Linked DNA regions of Homo sapiens: region 2 is linked to region 1. A link is an interaction called in ENCODE POLR2A ChIA-PET data of the cell type or tissue named here. Cell type or tissue: HepG2. All regions are shown on one strand. Links, peaks and the distances in the headings refer to the core of each region. The heading gives the core; the rest is flanking DNA.

Region 1 (8,000 bases), core at 1-8,000:
ATCATAAAGGAAGACTACATCTAACTATATAAAAATGCAAAACTTTTCTATGACCAATGACACCAAGAATTTAGCTAAAAGCATGCAGAAGATCCTGGGAAAATATTTGGCTCATATGTATTAAAGAATTAAGGTTTCTAATATGCAAAGAGGTCCTATGAATCAGTAAGAAAGTGGCAAAAAGCCCAATTAAAAATGTGTAAAGCAGGTGCCCTGCGTTGCCCAGACTAGCGACAATATAGTCAGGATGGCTAAAGATGACCCCCAAGAAACCAAAAGGTGAGATGTCTGCTTATGCCTTCTTTATGCAGACATGCAGAGAAGAATGCAAGAAGAAAAACCCAGAGGTTCTTGTCAATTTCACAGAAATTTCCAAGAAGTGCTCTGAGAGGCGGAAGACAATGTGTGGAAAAGAGAAGTCTAAGCCTGACGAAATGACCGAGGTGGATGAAGTACTCTATGATTGGGAAATAAAGAATTACGGACCAGCTAAGGGAGGCAAGAAGAAGGACCCTAAAGCCCCCAAAAGGCTACCATCTGGATTCTTCCTGTTCTGTTCAGAATTCTGCCCCGAGGACAAATCCACAAACCCTGGCATCTCTATTGGAGATGTGGCAAAAAGGCTGAGTGAGATATGGAATAACTTGAGTGACAGTGCAAAGCTGCCTGACATCACTACGGCAGCAAGCTGAAGAAGTGTGAGAAGGGTGTTGCTGACTCGAAGTCTGAAGGAAAGTTCGATGGTGCAAAAGTTAAAGTTGCCTGGAAAAAGGTAGACAAGGAAGAGGAGGAGGAGGAGGAGGAATTAAAAAACCTGTTTATCCATCTCCTTGTCAATATCTTAGAGCAGAGGAGTGTCATAATTCAGGGGTCCCCAACCCCCGGTCCATGGACCAGTACTCGTCTGTGGTCCATTAGGAGCCAGGCGTCACAGGAGGAGGTGAGCGGCAGGCGAGCAAGTATTACCACCTGAGCCTCCTGTCGGATCAGCGGTGGCATTAGATTCTGAACCCTGTTGTAAACTGCACATGAGAGGGATCTAGGCTGAGTGCTCTTTAGGAGAATCTAAATAATGCCTGATGATCTGAAGTGGAACCGTTTCATCCCAAAACTATCCCCCCCTTGCCCCCACCCTTGACCCCCGTCCGTGGAAAATTTTCTTCCATGAAACCGGTCCCTGGTGCCAAAAAGGTTGGGGACCGCGTTGTAATTGACTCATCTCTCATTTGAGAAATATCTGTTGCCCTCATTAGTTTTAATTACAAAATTTGATCACGATCATATTGCAGTCTCTCAGAGTGCTCTAGAAATTGTCAGTGGTTTACATAAAGTGGCCGTGGGTGTCCAGAGCACCCTGAAACTGTATCAAAGTTGTACATAATTCCAAACCTTTGTTTGTTTGTTTTTTGAGACACAGTCTCGCTCTGTCGCCCAAGCTGGTGTGCAGTGGTATGATCTCAGCTCACTGCGGCCTCCACCTCCTGGGCTCAGGCGAGTCTCCCACTTCAGCCTCCCCAGTAGCTGGGATTACAGGTGCATGCCACCATACATGGCTAATTTTTTTATTTTTTGTAGAGATGGCATTTCACCATGTCACCTAGGTTGGTCTTGAACTCCTGGGCTCAAGCCATTCGCCATTCGCTGGCCTTGGCCTCCCCAAGTGCTGGGATTACAGGCATGAGCCACCATGCCCAGCCTCCGAACATTTTAAAATGAAAACGCCCTCTCATATTCTCACTCTGTGCACTTTGCTGTTGGTGTGACAGGGCATTTAAAGATGTTTCTGGGCCGGGTGTGGTGGCTCACGCCTGTAATCCCAGCACTTTGGGAGGCCGAGGTGGGCGGATCACCTGAGGTCAGGAGTTCGAGACCAGCCTGGCCAACATGGCGAAACCCTGTCTCTACTAAAAATACAAAGATTAGCCGGGAATGGTGGCGCATGCCTATAATCCCAGCTACTTGAGACGCTGAGGCAGGAGAATCGCTTGAGCCCAGGAGGCGGAGCTTGCAGTGAGCCGAGATCACGCCACTGCACTCCGGACTGGGGAACAGAGTGAGACTCCGTCTCAAAACAAAACAAAACAAAACAAAACAAACAAAGAAACCATGTTTCTGGCATTTTTATAATTTGTAAGATGGTGTTAACTATATGGTTATTGGCTAGAAATCCTGAGTTATCAACTGTATATGTCCATAGTTTGTAAAAAGAATAAAACAACTGAGGCAAGCTCTTGATGCTTCTTGTCTGGCATTGAGGCTGTGGGGAAGGTGCCTTTTGGAGGGGCCATAGCTGAGGGCATGCACCGTGACGCTGGACCGGTTCACTGTGCAGTGGGCATTCATTTAGCTTCAAGTTGTCTTGTTTCTGTATGTGGTGACAGCTTTCTGCTGCCATTCTTAGCTAAAGGCAAAGATGGGGGGGTCAGCTGGCATGAGAAGTGTTTAGTTTTTGTTTTGTTTTTTAGTTAAGTGTGGTGGTTTTTAAACTGTAGAACTCTTCATTGTCACTAAAGCAAAGAGTCACTGCAATGAAAATTCAGGAACCTTCTGTCCTTAAACACGATTTGCAACATTCTGTTATTTTTTTTGTATGTTTAGAATGCTGAAATGTTTTTGAAGTTAAATAAACAGTATTACTTTTTTTTAAGTTGGATAAAGGATATAAACATTTGTTTCACAGGAGAAGAAAGAAAAATGGATGATGAAGTTATGAAAAGATGCTCGGTTCCACTCAGAATTACAATAGGCACACTAAAACAATTTTTTGCCCATCTAGAGAGATCACCTCCACATTGGAATGGATATGGTGGGACTCTAAATTGGTACTACTTTTTAAGGGGGCAATTTAGCAGTGTCTATACCTTTTTTTTTTTTTTTTTGACAGGGTCTTGCTCTGTCACCCAGGCTGAAATGCAGTGGTGCCATCATGCTCACTGCAGCCTTGACCTCCCCGGCTCAAGTATCTGTACAATTTTTAATTGCACAATTCTATAACCTAGTAATCCCTCTTTTAGGTATCTTTCCTTTAGAAATAGCCACACATGTGCCAAAATATATATGTTAATTACTGCAAAGTGTATTACACTAAAAAATAGGACCCCTTAATTTCCTTCAATAGAGGGTTATGGCTAAATAATTTTACATTCTATGCAATGGAATTCTTGTACTAATGAAAAAGAATGAGATGGAACTATACATTCTAAGCAGAAATGATATCCATTATAACTTGGCAAGAGAAAGAAAAGCGAGTTGCAAACACTGTGTATAGCATACTAATTCTATTTTTGTAAAACAATTGCATATATGAGTTACAGGGATATATAATAATCATGTCTCACAATTACTGAATGTTTACTGTGTAAACCAGGAGCATTGAATTATTATTACTCCCATTCTACATATGAGAAAACAGGAACAGAGTGGTTAAGTAATTTGCCCAAGGCGGCACAGCTGGTAAGTTACAGAGCAAGGATTTGAACTCTGGCAGCCCAACTCCACAGTCTGAGCACTTAACCCTATACATGGCCTTATAGGCCAAAAATACTTCTGTTAACAGGGATGACCTGGAAAATCAAGAGTGGAGGGGCAGAGTCACTTTTTAATAAATACTTCTAAATAGACATTAAAAAACACGAACTGGTAAAAAGGACTTATAGTGAAAAGCCCATTTCCTGCAAGCCCCCTCCCCAGAGGCAACCACTTCTAATAGTTCGAGCTCATGTGGCAGTTACCTCCAGAGCCATAAATAACATGCTTCTACTGCCATTTCCTGATTTATTAACCTTGGACATTATCTGTTGACTTCTGCAAACACTCAGAAAAGGAAAAATCAGCTTACCTTTTTTCTCCTTTCTTCTTGTTATGTTGCTTCTTGATAACAGGGCTGTTTGCTGCCACTGGCTCTGGTCTAGACCCTGGGCTGGACACTCGACTGCACAGTTGCCAAGACTAGGCCCACTGAGGTTCAAGACAAAAAAAGGACTTGCCCAAAGTCACTGTGAGTTGGTGTTGGAGGTGGCACCCGGCTCCTGGTCTGCATGGCTCCAGGGCCGGGCTGTCTCTGTGATACCCTTTGGCCCACCCTGAGAGTGACTCTTGTGCCACCCCTGGCCCACGCGGGCCTCTCTCACTCTGGCAGAGGCTTAGCATGGCTGGGGTGGGTGGCCCTGGCTGGGTTCCTGCTGAGGGCTGGCTGAGGCCTCCTGCTCAGGCAGGGGCAGGCATATTTGCAGAGCAGCAGGTGCAGCCTCCCAGTGTTTGGCCAGCCAAGGGTTTTATTCTCCAACACTGCCAGACCTAGACTTTGACCCTCAGGGACTTCTACACAGCTGGCCTTCCAGATCACTGCCCCCATAGCCTCTATATCTCCAGGGGAAAGGCTGAGCCAGTGGCTGAGACTGGCAAAGTGCCGAGCACCAGATACCCAGGACCCTTAGGGCGAAACCACCAGACTCACATGCCCCAACCCTGCAGTCGCCTGGGGCCATCGGGCGGGTGTGGGGGTGGGGGTGTATAGGGGTAGAAGGAGCTTTAAAAAATTACCAGTGCTGGCCAGGCATGGTGGCTCATGCCTGTTATCCCAGCACTTTGGGAGGAATAGGCGGGCGGATCACTTCAGGTCAGGAGTTTGAGACCAGCATGGTCAACATGGTGAAACCCTGTCTCTACTGAAAATACAAAAATTAGCCAGGCGTGGTGGCGCATGCCTGTAATCCCAGCTACTCGGGAAGCTGAGGCAGGAGAATCACTGGAACTTGGGAAGCGGAGGTTGCAGTGAGCTGAGATGGCACCATTGCGCTCCAGCCTGGGTGACAGAGCGAGACTCCATCTCAAAAAAAAAAAAGGATGTCCTGAAGGCCTCTTCAGCCCAGAGAGACATGGGCTTGCGGGCTGGGGGCAGACAACAAAGAAACACGGGGTTGGGGTGCAAGCCTGGGACTTGTAGGGGCCCCTAGCAGTGAAGAAAGGCTTTGCCTAGCACACGGTGGCCCCTGAGAGGATGCGGGTGGCACCGTCCCCACCCTTGTAGTCCCTTTTCCCAGACATGAGCTCCTGGCAGCTTTATTTGGGGTAGAAGAAGGGTCCTATTTATGCTGTGTCTGCATTTAGAGAGGCTGTTCACTCATTAAGTTACAGACTCTCCACCTTTCTGAACCTTGGTCTCCCCATCTGTAAAATAGGTATATGGTCAGGAATGGGGGTGGGAATTGAGGATTGTGGGAGCCTTCTGGCTTTAAAATTATGAGCCCTGAGGAAGATCCCTGAAAGAGCCTGTGCTAGGTAGGTTATGACTTTGGCTGCTGTAACAAACTCAAGAGTAAGAACCCATATAAACAAGAAGCCGTTTACTTCCATCCCATGCGAGGGACCAGGCTGCACGGTGGCTGTGGTGGCTCCTGGACTTTGGGCACTCATACCCCTTCCCTTTTTGCTCCTCCAAAAGGGTGCACCTCTTTTTTTTTTTTTAAGAGCATGATGCAAGATTTGCAGACTTTACTGATGGCTGCATCCTATTGTTCAGAACTTGGTCATGTGGCCACCCAGTTCCAAGGAATGTTAGGTAATAATGTCTTTATTGTAGGGGGCCATGAACCCAGCGAAAATATGGGGTTCTATTGGTATAGAAAGGGGAGGTGGATATTGAGGAACACTTACAGCTTCTGACATGGAATCTAGAGGTTGCTTGCTGGAGGCCCCGAGGGTGAGATCTAGCCTTAGATAGGCTTTGTTTGGCTTATGACAGGCTTTAAATCCATTTGAATTCATCCCCAACTTATAACAATTAAGATTTTCACATTAATTTCAAATTTCTGGCTTCCTTGAAAAAACTGAAGGATCAGGCCACATGGGGCTCATATTTCCTCAAGTGACAGTTCACTGGAGCTGGGCAGTGCTCCCCAGCGTGGCCCATACTCTCCAGTTCACCCCAGGTCCCCCCACTCCCTATTGTCTCCCACCCTGCCCCCTTCCTGCTCTCATTAGCTTTGCAGCCTGGCCGCTGTGGGCACTGTAGTTTGTGACTCTTGGCCCAGCATAGCCACCAGCTTCTATAAACAAGGAAATTGAGGCACAGAGAAAAAAAGAGACTTGCCCAAGGTCACCCGGTGAGCCTGGACAGAGCTGGGACTGCAGCTGCCGCCTGCACACTCAGCCTCAGCGTATTTTCTGCCGCACTGGTCACTTGAGGATCACCTGGGTGCCCATGTACTCAGGAGAAAGGATGGCCCAATGGTTAAGCCATTAGGTGCTGGAATCTGATGGGTCTGGGTTTGAATTTTGGCTCTGTCACTTTTCAGGGCAAGTAACATCAGCTCTCTGAGCCTTATTCTTTTTCTTTTTTTCTTCCTTTCTTTTTTTTTTTTTTTTCCTTTTTTGGACAACGAAATGGGATAATAATAGAGATTGCCTAATAGAATCACATGAAGATTAAAGTGAGGTGCAGGGCCATTGGCACTGACGGTGGGCACCTCCTTAAATGTTACACCCTAAGTATTTTGCTCATTCCAGCCTGCACAAGAAATCCTAATTCCTGGGACAGGAATTCAGAGACAAGTGGAAAAGCAGAGGGCTTTATCCCCATGCAACTGGGGGATGTGGCTGACCCTTCTGTGCGATGCAGCTCGGTTTCCTCCCTGTGGGGCCACAGCAGCCCCAAATTGCTGAGATCAGTCTGCATGGCAAATAGAATCTGTGTCAAGCTGCAGAGGTGGACCTGAGCCATTCTGTGTCGGGCTGTGCCGGAAACAAAAACACCTTCTCTGTCTTAGGAGCTGCGCCCACCTGCCCTCTCTTTCTTCAGCAGCCAGAGCTGCCTGCTCGGGTGTTAGTTCTGGCATGACTTGGCGTAACCTCAGGGAGGCACCACTGCGTCTCCTGTCAGCTCTTCTAAAGCTATGCCTCCGAGTATGGCGTGCTTTGGGGCCAGCTGTGACAGCTGGGGAGCAGCCCTATGCACCCCCACTACAGTCCAACATTTGGTTTCAGATTCTATTTATATACATTATGTACCTAGATACTTGTGGGTTTGATTTGGTTTTGTTTTGATTGCACAAATAACATTAGAACAGCTATAATGGAAACAATTCTAAAATGGAAAAAAAAAAAGGCACGCACAATGCTATCAGTTGGCTCGGCTTCCTAAAAGCACTGCTTAAGTGCTGGCAATAAGCCCCGCACTGTGCTGTCTATGGTTGATCTCACTAAAGCTGCACAACCACCCAGTGAGGAAGAAACCTGTCACAGATGGAGAAACTGAGGCACCAAGGGGCAGGTCGCCTCCTCAAGGTCACACAGTGAGGACTGGAATCCACCTCCAGGGTCCTGTGCTTGCCACCTCCTCAGGGCTGCCTCTTCTTGCCTGTCATCCCTGCCACCTCTCAGCTTGACCTGGAAGCATCAATTTGACATCACTGTTCACTCTGTGCAGAGCTTTTCCAAGTGGCCCCTGGGTAGCAGCCCTGTCTTTGAGTGGGGAAACAGGTCCCTGAGACAGGTGGAGACATTGCCTTTGTTTTCTGCTTATTTCACTGAATTTTGTATTACAGTCATCCCCCAATACCTGTGGGGGACCAAATTGTAGGATGCTCATGTCCCTCAGTCATGCCCCCAACGACTTGTGCAGAGGGCCAACTGTATAAGCGTTTTCCTTTTGTTGTGACCATATGACCATGAGCTGGGGGGTGACCAGCTCTCTCAGTTTACTGGAACTGAGAGGTTTCCCAGGAGGCAGAGCTTTCAGTGCTAAGCAGAGACAGTCCCCGGCAAAATGAGATGGTTGGTGACCCCAGAGGACAAACCTGGGTTGTGCTTTCTGAGCCATCTCCTGGTGCTGAGCACTTGGACCGCTTCAGCTCTCCACGGGTCAGGCTGGACAGCCCTGTGACCACAGCTTGTCACTGGAGTGTCTTTTCTTCAGGGCCCCTCTTGAGTAGGAGGAGACCAGGCTTTGAAGGTTCCTGAGAGGAGATGTACGGGACCTGAATACAGCTTTCCTGACCTGC
Region 2 (12,644 bases), core at 65-8,064, 98 kb after region 1:
AGACATCGCCTATTGATTGTTAGGCAGGGGCTTTAGGTGTTTTTTCTAGGGTTGTTTTGCAGCATTTTATTGCAACCCACAATGCATTGCAATCCTAGTTAGCTCAGGGGCTCTTTAAGTATTTGACTTATGACCTGAGTAGCTGGGCAGGCTGATAAGAACAGACAAAGCGAGCTATTTTGCAGACTAGTAAACTTTTATCTTAGGCTAAACTTTTTTGGTTTGAGTGAGGGCAACTAAGGCGGTAGGTAAGGGGGAGGAAGGAGAAGGCTGACAAACAGGCATTGGCTATTCAAGCAGGGGCCTAGTATATCCTGGGGTTTTTGTAGTTTGCTGACCTAAGCCTATTCAAGGCACTTTGCCTTGGAAACGGATCACTGTGTACATGATTTCCTTCAATGGGATGTCAGGCACGGTCTGGGAAAAGGAAGCTCAGCCAGGCTCAGGGTACAGCCTCTCAGGGCCCCTAAGGGCAAACAGGCCTAGAGAGAGACAGCCACTTGCCTGAGGACACACAGCAAGCCTGGGCTTCTGGTTCCCACCTCTTTTCTCCTTTGCATTCAGAGCTTCCCTGCCATGGCTTCAAGCGGTACAGGAAAGAGAGAGGGGAGGCCCGGCTGCCCGTGGCCCTAACCCCATCTTTGGGCTTCTGACCAAATTCGTCAGCTTCTCCTTCAGAATAGAGGGAGGGAGGAAGAAAGGGCAAGGTCAACAGTGGAGAACTGATAAAGGGAGGAGGAGGAAAGGTGGGTATCGAAGGAAGGGGGAGCATTGGAGCAAAACAGTAAACTTACCAGTCAGAGGGCATTAGATCAGACACTCCTACAGTCCAGAAGGTTTCCCCCTATCAGGAAGTCCATAGCCCCTTCAAATGACAGGCAAATGTGAATGGCATGGTGTCTGGTTGTCATTCCATTCTTAGCAGGCTCCCTGACCCCACAAGGGTTAGGGGCCCAAAGCAGGTCCAGCCTGTGCATTGGTCCTGGCTCCCCACCCTGACAGGTGGTGGGCTGTGACCGGTGGGGAGGACAGGCTGGGGCAGCGGGGCCCCAGCTGTGCTGACCGTCCCACTGTGACCAGCCCTCGCACCTGTACTCCTCGACCACTGTGCTCAAGTACCAGAAGGGGAACTGCTTTGACTTCAGTACGCTGCTCTGCTCCATGCTTATCGGCTCTGGCTATGATGCTTACTGCGTCAACGGCTACGGCTCGCTGGACCTGTGCCACATGGACCTGACGCGGGAGGTGTGCCCACTCACTGTGAAGCCCAAGGAGGTATGGTCGGGCTTGAGCTGCCCGGGTTTCCCAAAGGATGAACATTCCCGGTGCTGTCGTGCCATCCTTAGAGACGTCCATCACTGCCGCCTCATCCCCAGCCCTGGCCACGCGGACACAGATCCCTCACCACCAGCCCTTCCGCTGCCCTGGAGTTCATATTTCAAACCACCAGTGATTTATGTCCTCGGTGTCTTAACACATCCAGCCCAGTTTTCCAAGCTGGCTGTTCTTCTCTGTCTGTTGTAACTCAGTTTTCAGCTACTATGCTCCCTGCTTGGTAAATTTTATGAATGCCACATAGCTTATATCTTAAGTCAAACGATTCCAAATTTACCCTATGCATTTGATAAAAATCCAGCCAGCCATTTTTATATAAGAAAATAGGCCAGGTGCGGTGGCTCATGCCTGTAATCCCAGCACTTTGGGAGTCCAAGGCGAGCAAATCACTTGAGGTCAGGAGTTCGAGACCAGCCTGGCCAACATGGCGAAACCCTGTCTCTATCAAAAATACAAAAAAATTAGCCACGCATGGTGGCATGTGCCTGTAGTCCCAGTTACTCAGGAGGCTGAGACAGGAGAATCACTTGAAACCCGGGAGGCAAAGGCTGCAGTGAACTGAGATTGCGCCATTGCACTCCAGCCTGGGTGACAGAGCAAGACTCCATCTCAAAAAATAAATAAAAGAAATAAAAAATAACAGACAAGTGAACAGACATTTGGTTCTCAGTCCCACACTCCCGAGGTAAAAAGCCTGCTTTTTTTTTGAGACAGGGTCTCTTCCACTCTGTCACTCAAGCTGGAGTGCAGTGGCATGATCTCGGCCCACTGCAACCTCAACCTCCTGGACTCAAGCCGTCCTCCTGCCTCAGCCTCCCAAGTAGCTGAGACTACAGGCGAGTACCACCACGGCCAGCTAATTTTGTTTGTTTTTTATAGGTTCTCACTATGTTGTCCAGGCTGGTCGTGAACTCCTGGACTCAAGCAATCCTCCCGCCTCAGCCTTCCAAAGTGCTGGGATTATAGGCCTGAGCCACCGTGCCTGGCCCTCAAGGCCCCTTTTTAATAGCAAAAAAAAAAAAAAAAAAAAAAAAAATCACCAACTGTTCAGTGGCTGGTGGCTGTGTTTTTAGATCTGCTCATTAAGATCTCCATAAGGACCACAGGCTGCTACAGACACAAGAAATACTCTGGAATGAATATCAGAATCACAAATGCATCTCTTTACATTTAGAAAATAGTCATGCTACAGACAGAAAATGCTCTTCATGAGGTGGATTAATTCCAGGACTCTGGGATCAGGGTCAGGCTCCTGTGGGTGTCCGCAGCTTGGAGATGGGGATCCAGGGACCTGAGGCATCCAGCAGGATCACTGTGTACCTGGGTTATACCTGGGTGAGCACCCAGGGACCCCAGGGTGGGTGCTCTGGTGGGAGAAGGGCGAGACAGAAGGGGAAGCACAAGAAGAGCCTTGCTCTCTCAGGCCCACCTCCCCAAGAGAAGATGGAGCACGAGCTCCGCCATGGCTTTTGGCTTCAAAAGCCTCTGGCTGGGCACGGTGGCTCATTTTGGGAGGCTGTAATCTCAGCATTTTGGGAGGCTGAGGCAAGTGGACCACTTGAGCGCAGGAGTTCCAGACCAGCCTGGCCAACATGGCAAAACCCCGTCTCTACTAAAAATATAAAAATTAGCTGGGTGTGGTGGTGCATGCCTGTAAACCCAGCTACTCGGGAGGCTGAGCCAGGAGAATCGCTTGAACCTGCAAGGTGGAGGTTGCAGTGAGCTGAGATCGCACCATTGCACTCCAGCCTGGGCAACAGAGGGATACTCTGGCTCCAAAAAAAAAAAAAAAAAAAAAAAGCCTCTGAGCTCCCACCCGGGCATCTCAGCTCTCAGCTCAGCCAAAAGCTTAATGATTAACATTATATCAATAACAAACAGATGCAGAGAACTTTCGGGTTTAAAATCCGCTTTCATGTCCATTGTGCTTGTTGCTCCCCACGATGGCCCAGTGTGGTAGATATTGTCACTTTTATGTTACAGATGAGTATGTTGATGAAATCAAAAGGTAACATAATGTGGCCAAAGTCACACAGCAGGAAAATGGAGACTCAGGGAACTTGAAACGCTGGAGATTCACTATTTCTCCTTCATGACTATCACAGGCCCACCTCTGCAGCCTCTGCAGTGCTCTTTCCTGGGAATACTTCTTGCCACTTAGCACACATTTGTAGACACGCAAGCGTACACACACACACACACACACACACACACACGGTTTCTTCTCCTTCCTGGCCCAGCAAACTGTTAAAGTCAACATATGAGGCCCTCCGATGACAAGATCTGAAAAATCCAACTCCTGACAATTCTCCCCACTTCTGGATCAGACCCAGGTCATGGCTAGGATGGGTGGTGAGGATTGAAGAGGAGAAAGCCACACCTCCTGAGCTCCTGGCCCTGACAGGTACCTCCCTCGGGCATTTTTTCTGTCTTTACTTCTCAGAAAGAGGCTGGGGAGAAAGTTCCTATTATTCTCACACCATGAACCTGAGATTCAGAGAAGTGAGAGGACCTCCCAAGGTCATGGAGCTGGAGCTGCATTTAGAGCCAGAAAGGCCACAGGCTACAGGAGTAGCTGCCATCCCCCGGTCTGAGGGACTGGCTGGGCGGGTCTCACCTCTTGGAGTTGCACATGTAAAGGGGGGATGCAGGGCCACTGACCCTTCCTCTTCTTTTGGGTGACAGACCATCAAGAAGGAGGAAAAGGTGCTGCCTAAGAAGTATACCATCAAACCCCCCAGGGACCTGTGCAGCAGGTTTGAGCAGGAGCAAGAGGTGAAGAAGCAGCAGGAGATCAGAGCCCAGGAGAAGAAGCGGCTGAGGGAGGAGGAGGAGCGCCTCATGGTGGGTCCTCAGCCCTGAATCCCCTGGGCTCAGCTATCGAGAAAGGACTGCTAGGGATGGGAAAAGAGGCATAGGTCATGGAGGGGATGTGTGTATGGACCCCCCAACTAGGTCCACCTCACAATCACCCCCAACCTCTACCTGGCCCTGCAGGAATCTCCCACTGGTGGTCAGCCAGCTTCTCATGATGGACTCCTAACATCAGGGCACTGTACTGCCTGGGGCAGCCCATTCTATGCTAGGCAGCTCTGGTGTCCTCTTTGCTCTAGACTCTTACTGGGGATATACCTGCATACACCCTCCCATCCATTCATCCTCCCATCTCTCCTCCCATCCATCCTCCCATCTCCCCTCCCATCCATCCTCCCATTCGCCAATCCATCCATCCATCCATCCTCCCATCCATCCTCTGATCTCTCCTCCCATTCATCCTCCCATCTGTCCATCTCCCATCCATCCATCCTCCTACCCAACCTTCCATCCATCCATCCTCCCATCCACCCATCCTCCCATCCATCTGTCCTCCCACCCACCTCCCATCCATCCATCCTCCCAACCATCCATTCTCCCATCTCTCCTCCCATCCATCCTTCCATCCATCCATCCTCCCACCCATCCTCCCATCCATCCATCTTCCCATCCATCCATCCATCCTCCCATTTATCCTCCCATCCATCATCCTCCCATCCATCCATCCTCCCATCCACCCTCTGATCTCTCCTCCCATCCATCCTCCCATCCATCCATCCTCCCATCCATCCATCCTCCCATTTCTCCTCCCATCCATCCTCCCATCCATCCATCCTCCCATCTATCCACCCTCCTACCCACTTATTCTCCCATCCATCCATCATCCCACTCATCCTCCCATCCATCCATCCATTCTCCCATCCATCCTCTCATCCATCCATCCTCCCATCCATCCTTCCATCCATCCATCCTCCCACCATCCTCCCATCCATCCATCCTCCCACCATCCTCCCATCCATCCATCCTCCCATCCACCCATCCTCCCATCCATCCATCCTCCCATTTTGCCTCCCATCCATCCATCCTCCCATCCATCCATCCTCTCATCCATGCTTCCATCCATCCATTCTCCCATCTTCCCATCCACCCATCTTCCCATCCACCCATCCTCCCATCCTCTCATCCATCTATCCTCCCATCCACCCATCCTCCCATCCATCCATCCTCCCACCCACCCTCCCATCCGTCCATCCTCCCAACTATCCATCCTCCCATCCATTCTCCCATCCATCCTCCCACCATCCTCTGATCCAGCCATCCTTCCTTCCATTTCTCCTCCAACCCATCCTCCCATCTGTCCATCCTCCCATCCATCCACCCTCCTACCCACTGTTCTCCCATCCATCCATTGTCCCACTCATCCTCCCATCCATCCATCCTCCCATTTCTCCTCCCATCCATCCATCCTCCCATCCATCCGTCCTCTCATCCATGCTTCCATCCATCCATCCTCCCACCCTCCCATCCACCCATCCACCCATCCTCCCATCCTCCCATCCATCCATCCTCCCATCCACCCATCCTCCCATCCGTCCATCCTCCCACCCACCCCCCCATCCGTCCATCCTCCCATCCATTCTCCCATCCATCCTCTCACCATCCTCCGATCCATCCATCCTTCCTTCCATTTCTCCTCCAACCCATCCTCCCATCCGTCCATCCTCCCATCCATCCACCCTCCTACCCACTGTTCTCCCATCCATCCATTGTCTCACTCATCCTCCCATCCATCCATCCTCCCATCCACCCATCCTCCCATCCATCCATCCTCCCATCCACCCATCCTCCCATCCATCCATCCTCCCCTCTCTCCTCCCATGCATCCTCCTATCCATTTTTCCTGCCATCAGTCCTCTCATCCATCCTGCCAGCCATCCTCCTACCCATCTCCCATCTCTTCTTCCAACTCCACACTCCTATCCTTCCTCCAATCCTCTTTCCCCACTCCCTTCTTTCCTTTCCTTCCATAGAGTATTCCTTGAGCTTCTTTTCTGGTCCAGACCTATTTATACATAACAATGAACAACAAGACAGTCACAGTTCTCTCAGAGGGAGGCAGATAAGAAAGGTACTTGGTCTCCCATTTCCTTTCTGTGGATGAAACCTCACCCAAAGTCATAACATATAAAGCCGGTAACCCCCAGATGCCCAGTGCCCCAAAGAGTCCGATTTGTAAACCACAGATCTAGTCAGACTCTCCCATTGTTTTGATTTTACAAATGGGCTCAGTGGTTGGGTGATGGGAGGGGAGATGGGCCGTCACACTCCGGTTGATGGTGCAGTCTACATCAGAACTCAGCTCTCCTGCTGGTTCCCCAGCCCCAGGGAGATGTCTGGGCCCCTGACACTCCTCTTCCAGCCATCTGACTCGTAGTCACCCACCTTTCCTTGGCAGGAAGCGGAGAAGGCAAAGCCGGATGCCCTGCACGGCCTGCGGGTGCACTCCTGGGTCCTTGTGCTATCGGGGAAGCGCGAGGTGCCTGAGAACTTCTTCATCGACCCATTCACAGGACATAGCTACAGCACCCAGGATGAGCACTTCCTGGGCATCGAAAGCCTGTGGAACCACAAGAACTACTGGATCAACATGCAGGATTGCTGGAACTGCTGCAAGGTGCCTAGGGAGGGGGAGCTGGGTGGGTGTGGCAGGCACAGTGCAGGTGATAGGAATAGAGGGAAGCAATGGCAGCCAGACCTTGGGGAGAGCGAGACACCAGGCCACGAGGGCTTTGAACCTTCTCCATAGCTGCGTCTCCATGGCCCACTCCCTTGCCCATGAATAACCATTCTGATACGATTATTGTCTCTCCTGATTTGTGTATCCTTCTAAAGTGTGGATTGTTTGAATGCATTTTTTAAAAACTCTATATTGAAGTGTAACCTACATGCAGAAAAGTACACTCATCCCATGCATACATACAGTTCAGTGAAATCCCACAAATTTAACACACCTTGGTTTCCTACACCCAGACCAAGAAATAGAATATTGCCCAAACCCCACAAAGTCCCTTTGCACAATTACTATCTTCCTCCAAATGTATTTTTAACTCACGTATGTGGCACTGGTACACACACGCGCCTACAAGAGGGTACAGAGGAGGTCACAATCCTAAGTGTACATACCATTGAATTATCACACACTGAACACACCTGTGTAGCCAGGACCATTAGAAGCCCCCTCATGTCTCCTCCTGGCCACCAACCCTACCATCGTCCCCAGAGTTAAGCACTATCTTGACTTCTAACGACATCCATTAGTTTCATCTGTTTTTGGAGTTTACATCAGTTGAATCACACAGTGATTCAATACTCTTACTCTTGGATTCCTTCACTCATTATGTTTATGAAATTCATTGTGGTTTTTTGTGTGGTTTGTTCATTTTCATTTTTTATTACTTTCCATTATTTGAATACACCAGAACTTATTTGTCCTTTCTACAGTTGCACATTGAGACTGTGTCCAGTTTGGGACTATTTTGAATAATGCCGCCATGAATATTTGTATACATATATTTCAGTGAACACATACACACATTTCTGTTGGGTAACTACTGAGGGGTGGAATCGCTGAGTCACAGGGTGGGCACATACTCAGTTTTAGTAGATACTGCCCGATTTCTCAAGTGATTGCATCCATTTACACTCCCACCAGCAATGTATGAGGGTTCTCAGAGCTCCATCCACATCCTTGCCAATACTGGATACTTTCTTTTCCATTTTAGCTATTGTAGTGGACATGTAATGGTATTGCACTGTGGTTTTATTTAATGCAATTGATTTTTGGCTGAGTGTGGGGGCTCACACCTGTAATCCCAGCACTTTGGGAGGCTGAGGAGGGTGGATCATTTGAAGTCAGGAATTCAAGACCAGCCTGGCCAACATGGTGAAACCCCGTCTCTACTAAAAATACAAAAAATAGCCAAGTGTGGTGGTGGGCACCTGTAATCCCAGCTACTTGGGAGGCTGAGGCAGAAGAATTGCTTGAATCTGGGAGGCGGAGGTTGTAGTGAGCCTATATTGCGTCACTGCACTCCAGCCTGGGCGACAAAGCAAGACTCTGTCTCAAAAAAAAAAAAAAAAAGCAATTGCTTTTTGCAAACTGTTCACATATCCAGTAAGTTTTAAACCTGCTTATTCATTTTAAAAATTAATCTGTAAAGACTTTGGGGTTTTCTGCATATACAATCAGTTCTATAGCTGAATGATGGCCGTTTTGTTTCTTCATTTTTAATCCTTATACTTTTTCATTTCTTTTTCTTGTTTTATTTCTCTGGTTAGTACATCCAGTATAATGTCAAATTGAAGTGGGGATTCTGAACATCCTTGTCTCAGTCCTGATTCACAAGTAACGCCTTAGTATCATAACATTTCACTATTTGTGTGATGTTTATCTTGACTGTAGGGTTTTTATAGCTAGCTACCCTTTATTTAACTAAGGGATTTCTTTCTCAGTTCACTAGCAGGTTTTTTTTTAATCAAACAAAATTTGTTTATATCAAATGTTTTTTTCATCTATTAAATGATCATAATTTTTTCTTCTATTAAGTGGTAAATTAGACTGATTGTGTTCCCCCCTTTTTAAAATTGAGGTGTAATTGACATAACATAAATCCACTAAAGTGCACAAGTTAGTGGCTTTTAGTATATTTACAAGATTGTGCAACTATCACCACTATCTAATTCCAGAATTTTTTCATCACCCCAAAAGAAGATTTTTATTTTTGAGACAGGGTCTTCCTTTGTTGACCAGGCTGGAGTGCAGTGATGCAATCACGGCTCACTGCAACCTCTGGACTCAAGCAATTCTTCCACCTCAGCCTCCCGAGTAGCTGGGACTACAGACTGCAGGCATGTGCCACTATGCCCAGCTAATTTTTGTATTTTTTATAGAGACAAAAAATGGGTTTTGCAATGTTGCCCAGGTTGGTCTCAAGCAAGCCACCCACCTTGGCCTCCAAAAGTGCTGGGATTACAGGCTTGAACCACTGTCCCGGGCCCCAAAAAGAAGATTGTGGTTGAGATTATACTGGATCCATAGATCAATTGAGAGAGAACCGTTTTCTTAACAATATTGAATTTTTCACCCATGAACCATGGTATCTCTCTTCAGTTATTTAAGTCTTTTAAAATTTCTATCAGCAACATTTTGTAGGTTTCAGTGTACAGTTCTTGCACATCTTTTGTCAGATTTATTCCTAAATATTTCGCTTTTTGATGCTATGATTTTTTTAAATTTCACCTTCTGACTATTCTTTGTTAGTGAATAGAAATGCAGTTGATTTTTACATATTGATCTTCTATCCTGAAATCTTCCCAAATTCACTTATTTGCCCTAATAGCCTTTGCGTGGATTCCATCAATGTTTATACAGATAATTATGTTATCTGTGAATAAAAACAGTTTTACTTCTTTTCCCATCTGGATGCTTTTCTTCCCTTATCACACTGGCTGGAATCATCAGTAAATGTTAAACAGAAGTGATGAAAGCAAACCTGTTTATTCCTGATCTTACGGAGAGCATTTAGTCTGATACCATTAAGTATAGTATTAGCCACAGGTTTCTCTTATTGGTTCCCATTATCAAATAAAGGAAGTTTTTCTCCAGTCCTAGTTTGCTGAGAGTTTTTTCAGAAATAGATGCTAGATTTTTGTCAAATACTTTTTCTGAGTCTATTGAGATTATTATGATTTTTCTTTTTTAGTTTATCTACATGGTAAGTTACTTGGATTGATTTTGAATGTTAGACTAACCATGGTTTTCCTGGGATAAACCTCATTTCATTGTGATGGTTAAATCTTTTATATATTATTGGTGTTGAACTGAAAATTTTGCTTAGAATTTCTGTATCTTTGTTGAAGAGAGATATTGTTCTGTAGTTTTCTTAGAATATATTTGCCAGGTTTTGGTATCACAGTAATGCTGGCCTCATGGAATGAGTTGGGAAGTTTCCCTTTTCTTCAGTTTTCTGGATGAGTTTCTGTAGAATTGGCATGATTTCCTTTGTACGTTTGCTGGACTTCACAAGTGAAGCCATCTGGGGCTGGAATTTTCTTTGTGGAAGGATTTTAAGGTACAAATTCAATAGGAAGACTCAAGCTGTTTTTGAGTGAGGTTTGGTGTTTGTATCTTTCAAGAAATTTGTCCATTTCATTTGTTTTCAAATTTATTGTTATGAAAGTGTTCAAAATAGCTCCTTATTTTCCTTCTAATATGTTAAAGTCTTTAGTGACATTACCCCATTCATTCTTAATATTGGTAGTTTGTGTGTTCTCTCTTTTGCTCCTGATCAATCTGGTTAGAGGTTTATCAATTTTGTTGCTCTTGATGCAGGGGCAGGCCCCAAAATCAGGGCTTTGCCAGTGAGGATTCGTGGCTTTTTCCAGGAAAGAATTCAAGGGCAAGCTGGTGGTGTTAGAGGCAACTTTACTTGAAGTGGCAGCGTACGGCAGCAGCAGATGGACTGCTCCTTGTGGAGCAGGGCTACCCCATAGGCAGTGTGCCCAGATTGTAACCACCCAAGGGGTTCACCTTGCCAGCTGCCTAGACAGAGCTGATTCAAGACTGGGGAATTGCAATAGAGAAAGAGTAATTCACGCAGAGCAGGCTGTGTAGGAGACCAGAGTTTTGTTATTACTCAAATCAGTCTCCCAGAGCATTCGTGCATTCAGGGAGCAGAGTTTTTAGGGACAACTTGGTGGGTTGGGGGATGCCAGGGAACCAGGAGTGCTGATTGGTCAGAGATGAAATCACAGAAAGTCAAAGCTGTCTTCTTGCACCAAGTCGGTTCCTGGGTGGGGCTCACAAGATCAGATGAGCCAGTTTATCCATCTGGTGGTGCCATCTGATCCATCAAGTGTAGGGCCTGCAAAATATCTCAAGCACTGATCTTAGGAGCAGTTTAGGGAGGGTCAGAATCTTGTAGCCTCCAGCTGCATGACTCCTAAACCATAATTTCTAATCTTGTAGCTAATCTAGTCCCTAAGCAAGAAGGAGGTCTGCTTTGGGAAAGGGCTGTTATTGCCTTTGTTTTAAACTATAATAAACTAAGTTTCTCCCAAAGTTAGTTCAGCCTTCACCTAGGAATGAACAAGGACAGCTTGGAGGTTAGAAGCAAGATGGAGTCGATTGAGATCTCTTTCAGTGTCTTAGTCATAATTGTGCAAAGGCGGTTTCAAGAGTAGCGGCTCAGAGGCAGTTCCACAGTCACATTTATATCCACTTTAATCATATGCAAATTAAGGGGCAGATTATGCAGAAATTTCTAGAAATAGAGTGGTAACCTCTGGTTCACTTTGTCATTGCCATGGAAAGGTGTAATTTCTGGGTGTTGCCTTGGCCCCGTTTTAGCTAGTCCTCAATTTGGTCCAGTGTCTGAGCCCCCAGCTTGGAAGTCAAGTCCCACCTTCTGGTCAGTAAGTCCCACCTTATTGTCAATAAACCAGTTTTTGGTTTTGTGGTTTTTCTCCGTTGTTTTTGTTTTCTATCTCATTGATGTCCACTCTGATCTTTATTATTTTATACTTTATGCTTACTTTGAGCTTCATTTACTTTTTTCTAGTTTCTTAAGGTGGAAGCTGAGATGATTCATCTAAGACTGTTTTTTGTTTTGTTTTTTTTTTGAGACAGAGTTTCGCTCTTGTTGCCCAGGCTGGAGTGCAATGGCGCGATCTTCACTCACTGCAATCTCCACCTCCTGGGTTCAAGCGATTCTCCTGGCTCAGCCTCCTGAGTAGCTGAGATTACAGGCATGCACCACGCCCAGCTAAGCCTGTTCTTTTCTAACATAAGCCTTCTTTCTCTCGGAAGTACTACTTTAGTGACATCCCACACATTTTACTCTATCATGTATTCATTTTCTTTCCATTCAATATGCTCTCCAATTTCCCTTTTAATTTCTCCTTTAATTCATGGGCCATTTGAAAATGTGTTTAGTTTACAGATATTTAGAAACTCTCTAGAGATATTTCTATTGTTGATTTCTAATTTAATTCTGTAGTGATTAGAGAATATAACTTGGTATGACTTCTATTATTTTACACTTGCTATAGTTTGTTTTATGGACCATAATATGGTCTGTCTAGGAAATTCACCAAATTCTTAATATAGTGAATTTTCTGTGTGTACTTGACAAGAATGTGTATTTTGCTGTTGGGTGGAATGTTCTATAAATGTCAATAATCTCAAGTTGATTGGTAGTGTTATTCAAATCTTATATATCTTTGCTGATTTTCTGCCTACATTTCTTTCAATTATTGACAACATTATTGAAATGTTGGGCTACAATTTTGGATTTCTCTATTTCTTCTTTCAGTTCTATCAGTATTTGCTTCATGTATTTTGAAGCCCTGCTATTAGATGAGTAAATGTTTGAGATTGTTATGTCCTCATGATGAATTAACCTCTCTATCGGTATGAAATAATCAGCTTTATCCCT

What was found. ChIA-PET counts read pairs that join two places held together with the same protein. Peaks named below come from ENCODE experiments on the same cell type or tissue, not always from the same donor. Only the 100,000 strongest peaks of a DNase experiment are listed, where the experiment ranks them.
Region 2: POLR2A ChIA-PET joins it to region 1 with 10 read pairs; 3 of 35 experiments call an interaction of 5 or more read pairs at or near these places.

The regions. Positions count from the first base shown.
Region 1 is chr16:57,602,890-57,610,889 of GRCh38, forward strand. It overlaps LOC105371291 (a long non-coding RNA gene), which reads right to left and starts at 4,133. Exons shown (of 4, transcript XR_933627.4): 1 at 3,839-4,133. It also overlaps the pseudogene HMGB3P32. RefSeq lists an enhancer at 6,958-7,057. In HepG2, for the core only: a CTCF peak has its summit at 6,857; a DNase peak (open chromatin) is centred at 4,282; H3K4me3 peaks cover 922 bases; H3K27me3 peaks cover 852 bases.
Region 2 is chr16:57,700,856-57,713,499 of GRCh38, forward strand. DRC7 (dynein regulatory complex subunit 7) reads left to right here. Exons shown (of 19, transcript NM_001289162.2): 6 at 1,081-1,275; 7 at 4,021-4,179; 8 at 6,605-6,823. Among named protein-coding and RNA genes, the nearest start is that of DRC7, 12 kb to the left of the region's middle. In HepG2, for the core only: no CTCF peak of the experiment used is centred there; DNase peaks (open chromatin) are centred at 246, 3,236 and 3,616; H3K4me3 peaks cover 1,604 bases.